2 separate regions of the Homo sapiens genome follow, and region 1 is linked to region 2. A link is a loop called in an ENCODE intact Hi-C map of the cell type or tissue named here. Cell type or tissue: PC-3. All regions are shown on one strand. Links, peaks and the distances in the headings refer to the core of each region. The heading gives the core; the rest is flanking DNA.

What was found. A loop is a pair of places that touch in the nucleus more often than their neighbours do. Peaks named below come from ENCODE experiments on the same cell type or tissue, not always from the same donor. Only the 100,000 strongest peaks of a DNase experiment are listed, where the experiment ranks them.
Region 1: it touches region 2 in a loop (7-fold over the local background); 1 of 110 quality-filtered maps calls a loop at or near these places.

What each region holds. Positions count from the first base shown.
Region 1 is chr7:103,631,864-103,634,790 of GRCh38, forward strand. The region is part of intron 19 of RELN (reelin); the gene reads right to left. Among named protein-coding and RNA genes, the nearest start is that of SLC26A5, 190 kb to the left of the region's middle. In PC-3, for the core only: no CTCF peak of the experiment used is centred there; a DNase peak (open chromatin) is centred at 1,328; H3K27ac peaks cover 2,421 bases.
Region 2 is chr7:103,446,240-103,449,166 of GRCh38, forward strand. SLC26A5-AS1 (SLC26A5 antisense RNA 1) reads left to right here. Exons shown (of 4, transcript NR_110141.1): 1 at 1-280; 2 at 378-429. Among named protein-coding and RNA genes, the nearest start is that of SLC26A5, 1.5 kb to the left of the region's middle. RefSeq lists a silencer at 1-43. In PC-3, for the core only: CTCF peaks have their summits at 1,107 and 1,308; a DNase peak (open chromatin) is centred at 1,092; H3K4me3 peaks cover 1,658 bases.

The DNA.
Region 1 (2,927 bases), core at 184-2,683, 190 kb after region 2:
ATAATTTGTTTAGCATTATGTTATTAGAAAGTTATAATTTTTCTTCATATTAATTATAAAAACAGTTAATATTCTCTCTCATGAAAATAAATTATTATTTTTTAACATAACAATTGAAAACTAGAATTTCCTAAGCAACTTTTAAGGAAAATAAAGTATTATTTTTTAACATAACAACTGGAAACTAGAATTTCCCAAGCAACTTTTAAGGAAAATAGTGTATATGAATGTGATATTGGTGACTGAAGTGACCAATATTTTCACGGCAGAGGTGTTAAGACTACGGGTCTGTAATCAGACTCTTGGGCCAGAGTTCCCACTCTGACTCCTACTGGTTAATGATTTTGTAACTGTAGATAAAGCACTTGGCTTCTATGTGTCTCAGCAGCTTTATCTGTGAAATTAGAATAATGCTATTCTTATGGCAAGGGCCAGAAATTTTTTTGTCTGCTTTTCACTATTATACCTTAGTACCCAGAGCAGTATCTGGCACATAATAAGGACTCAACAAATTTTTGCTGCATAGTACGTATTATCAGTATATGCCTGATAGAGATGTGAGTACAGAGGCACAAGGAGGTTAAATAATCTCTTTAAGATTAAGCAGACTATAAGTGCTAATGCCAGGATTTGGACCTGGGGAACTTAGCTCTAGAGCCTTGTTCTTAACTTCTACATCGTATCTTTGGGTGTAGGGGGAGTTCCTAACGATTTCACCACTCTTTGCAAGTTATAGTGGCTGGTTAGAATAGCTGTGGAACTGTCTGATCAGAATATTCCTAGAAGAGAACACAGAGACTTAAGTCAACTTTCTGCCTCAATTTTCCTTTTGTTTGTAGGTCCTAACCTCATAGATTTTTTTAAATGTTTTATAGTAATATGTACTATTGAATTGGGTGACATATAGAAACAAAGAGGAGACCAAATATAAGATCAAATTGTTTAAAAAATGTTTTACAATGATATACACTATGGAATTGGATGACATGATAGAACAAAGAGGAGATTAAATATAATAATCAAGACATAAAAATAAACTAAGATTAGACTTCATAGTAATTTTAGAGTAAAAACAAGCCCTATAATTAAGAAGAAAAGCTAGGATAATTTTAGTCTCACCAGTGACACATAATTTTAAATTAATAAAAATACCAATTAGTTCACAAGACATTCTAGTCAGTTTGAATTAAAAGACTAACTTAGATATATTAAATTTTTATTAATAACAAGCAGATAGAGTTCTTTTATTTACTGAATGAATCATAGGCAAGCAAATTATTTAAAATAGTTGAGGAATAATAGTGGTTAGCCAACTAGCATGTCTAATTTATGAATCACACTTCATTTTTGAACAACAATGGCATAAAGAAGCAATATGGAATTCACGGCAATTACAGGCAGCAATTTACACTGAAGGAAATATAGCAAATAGCTAAAGGCATCAAGATATATTTAACTTTCTTATGAAGAATTTACATGGTTTGTATTATTTATCATATAAAATATAATTTGTTATCTAGAATGTATCAACTTCCCCTTCTGCCATGTCACCTTTTATTAATATTTGTAAGAGAGAGGGGGCGGGAGGAAGAATCTCATGGACAGAGATAAATATATATATATATATAGAAAATTAAGGCGTTTTTGCTACCATTACCACGTTCTCCTTTTAAAAAAACTCCACTTTGATCTTAATCTTTCAAGCCATGCACATATCTAATACTGAAAAGCTACCTTGATTCTTAGAAGAAAAATGTTGCTGTCAAATGGCAGGCAAGATTAAACGCGCCTTTGCAATAGCACATTAAATGTGTAATTATTTTTCATATCAACAAAGATTAATTAAATTTCATGATATAGATTGATTACTGAATTTTGCAGCTGTCCATCTTTCTTAGAAAAAATTGTGCTTTAGGCCAACTTAACTTAGGATGGTGATATTTTCTTCATGCTTTCATCATCATTACCTTGATTTTTTGTTTAATTTTCTTTTAATGGTTACTATGGATAGTCTATGAAAGGTTTCTTTAGGATTCATTTGTCTCTACTCAGTAAGAAAGTTGAGTTTAGCACTAGATTTTTACCTGTACAGGGAAAATACCCAATACAGCTGGTGCATTCTTAAAATTTTATAATGTATAACACTTATAAGTTATAATAGATGTTAATCATTATCTGTTACATGCTACTTCATTTTCTATGAAAATAAAAGTTCTCATCTATTTGCAAATACTTAAATATGGAGGCAGTTCTAGGAAAAACTGTAAAATATATAAAATATATCCTCAGTCCCCTCTCTCCTACTTTCCTTAACCCTGTCTTTTTTCCAGGGTGCCAATGCAAACTTTCGTGTCCAAATCCTTCTGTCTTTCTCATCTCCTCATGATTAAAATATACTTCCAGGAAGTGAAGTGGAATGTTACTCCATTTATATGTGACTGTGAATGTAAGCCACAGTATCAACTACTCTGATGGAATTTTAACTTTAAACCTTAATTTTAAGCTTTCCCCATCCTCCTCATCCCTTGATATTTTTAAAGGAATTTCAGTGAGTAGCTCAATAAGTTTTAGGAGTGGAAAGGATCTTTTAGACACACCTAAAATTGTACCACTAATGGTGTTACTATTCTGCCAACATTGAAAGATAGCCCAGCTTCAAGTAAGACTTAAATCTGACAACGGATACTATATATGATGAAATCTATATACTAAAGAAAAATAGAAATGGCCTGAAGAAAGGGCTTTAAATAAACCCTAACACCCCATTTTTGCCAGAGACACTATACAGGCTAAAAAATTTCCTTGTATTCATTGCTTAACTATATTACATGTAAATCTTAATAACATATTGGTTATAAGATATATATAATATAATTTATTACAACATATTAAAATATATCACTAGTATTTATCAATAGCATTTATAA
Region 2 (2,927 bases), core at 118-2,617:
AGCCCGCCCCGCCCCGCTAGGGCCAGGCCCCGCCGCCACCCTCCGCGCTGGGACGCCGGGGCGCGGGCATCCCTGCCGCCTACGGATCTCTTCCCAAGCACCTAGAACTTTCCAAAGCGTGCTTGGAATTTAACACCTTGGTCGTCGATCCCCGCAAATATACTCTGATGAGACCGGCTTTCTTCCCATACCGCCCAGGAGTTTCTCCAGGTGGCATTCCTGTCGCCTTGAGGTGGAACATCAGTAGAGGCTCGAGGCTGAAGCAAGCACAATACACAAGGTATAGCGTTCAAGTGGAAAACATTGCGTATTATGATTTTAAAATGAAAAAAAAACACAAAAAACCTGACTTATCTTTTCAATTACAATCATTATAGAGACTCCGATTCGTACAGGAACATTTCGAAAACAGGAAATCCTGAGGACAATGTGAGTATGAGTTTTTTTTTTTTTTTAATTTTCAAAAATCTTTGATGAACTGCCTTTGGTTAACACTTGGTTTGCAAATATTGACTATTGCACGACAAGGCAATGCATGATAAGTTATTTTCTGGGCATTTAAGTTAGAATTTATAAAACAACTTTTGCTTTTTATTAAGTAGAATAATGTAACACGTTACCCCAAGCTGGGAGAATTGCTTGAGTCCAGGAGTTTGAGACCAGCCTGGGCAACAAAGCGAGACTCCGTCTCTTAAAAAAAAAAATTAGATAGGAAATAGCTTGTTTTGCATCTAGCAACTGGGATACAAGAGAGCACCGCAGCCAGAGTGCCGGGCTCCAAGAGGGTGAGGGGTAGAAAATGATTTCAGATACATACTTCCCTCTGGCTTTATGCCTTAGCAAGGATTATAGTTGGTTCATTAAGAGCATCTTTTTTTTTTTTTTTGCTTTGTGCATTTCTGCGCGTGCACACTGTAGTGACACGTGGCGGACTAGCTGTTTGGTCTTAAAGCTGTAAATGCACGCCTGCAGACACCAGAGGCTTCTGCCAAGGAGACCCCACCTCCAGAACCTGGGCCAGGCCTTTGGCTGGGAGCGCTGGTGCTGTTCTTCATCCGAGAGGAAAGGCTAGAGATTCCCTCCCTACTCCACACGAGGGCGATCTCTTCAAGGGCACCAGACCACTCTCCGCGTCCCTAGCTGAGGAAACCAAATTTGCTTTTCTCCACGCTTTTGAACATCTCTAAACAAATCTTAATAGGGTAATTTACTAAGGAGGAGTTGGGCTCCTGGGACGTGCATTTCTGGTGTCCTTCATTTGCCACTTGGCCTTTGCCATCCTATGAAATTATTTTGTCACATACCTGTCTGTAGCCCAGTACTTCTTACACTTTAATGTGCATAGGAATCACCTGCGGATCCCGTTAAAAACGCAGATTCTGATTCAGTAGGTCTGGGGTGGGGTCTGAGATGTGCCTTTCTAACAGGCCCCTGGGTGATCCTGATAGGCTACTGGAGGACCAAACTTTGAGTAGCAACACTGGAGACAGTTGGATGATAAACTGGTTTTGCCGGTAGCACCAGGTACCTAATATACTAACACAATAATGGCAATGTTGCTAACACCTGTTCAGTGTTTACATGTAGTAGGCACTGTTCTGAGTACATGTATTTACTTGTATAGATATTGCTATTATTTCTGGTTTAGAGATGAGTTTGCTTTTAATATGAGTCTTCCCCACCCCCTACCCCCTTCCCATCCTTGCTGGCTTAATTACATTTATTTGGTATTAGAATATTAGGGAGAGTATCAGGAAGAACAGCTAGTGGATGCTAGACCTTAATACCTAGGTGATGGGGTTGACCTGTGCAGCAAACCACCATGACACACGTTTACCTGTGTAATAAATCTGCACATCCTGGACATGTACTCCAGAACTTAAAAGCGGATAAAAGAAAAAATTAAAGAATATTAAAAAGATCTGAAAACGTATACTCAGGGAATTTTCTTCCCTCCTTTGTTCCACACATTCTAGCCAATCCTGTGTGAGTAAACAATGTCATGATTTCTCATCTATTCTTCCTGTGTTTTTGTAAAGCCACAGATATTTGTTTACATGTTCTTGGCTGCCTGCCTGCCTTCCTTCCTTTCCTTCCTTCCTTCCTTTCCTTCCTTCCTTCCTTGCCTTCCTTCTTTTATTATGCTTTAAGTTCTGGGATACACGTGCAGAATGTGCAGGTTTGTTACATAGCTATACAAGTGCCAGGGTGGTTTGCTGCACCCATCAACCCGTCATCTACATTAGGAATTTCTCCTAATGTTATCCCTCCCCTAGCCCCCCACCTCCGACAGGCCCCAGTGTGTGATGTTCCCCTCCCTGTGTCCAGGTGTTCTCATTGTTCAACTCCCACCTATGAGTGAGAACATGAGGTGTTGGGTTTCCTGTTCTTGTGTTAGTCTGCTGAGAATGACAGTTTCCAGCTTCATCCATGTCCCTGCAAAGGACATGAACTCACCCTTTTTTATGGTTGCATAGTATTCTATGGTGTATATGTGCCACATTTACTTTATCCGGTCTATCATTGATGGGCATTTGGGTTGGTTCCATGTCTTTGCTATTGTGAATAGTGCTGCAATAAACATACATGTGTATGTGTCTTTAGAGTAGAATGATTTATAATCCTTGGGGTATATACCTAGTAATGGGATTGCTGGGTCAAATGGTAATTCTAATTCTAGATCCTTAAGGAATCACTACACTGTCTTCCACAATGGTTGAACTAATTTACACTCCCACCAACAGCATAAAAGCTTTCCTGTTTCTCCACATCCTCTCCAGCATCTGTTGTTTCCTGACTTTTTAATGATCACCATTCTAACTAGCATGAGATGGTATCTCATTGTGGTTTTGATTTGCATTTCTCTAATGACTAGTGATGATGAGCATTTTTTCATATGTCTGTTGGCTGTGTAAATGTCTTCTTTT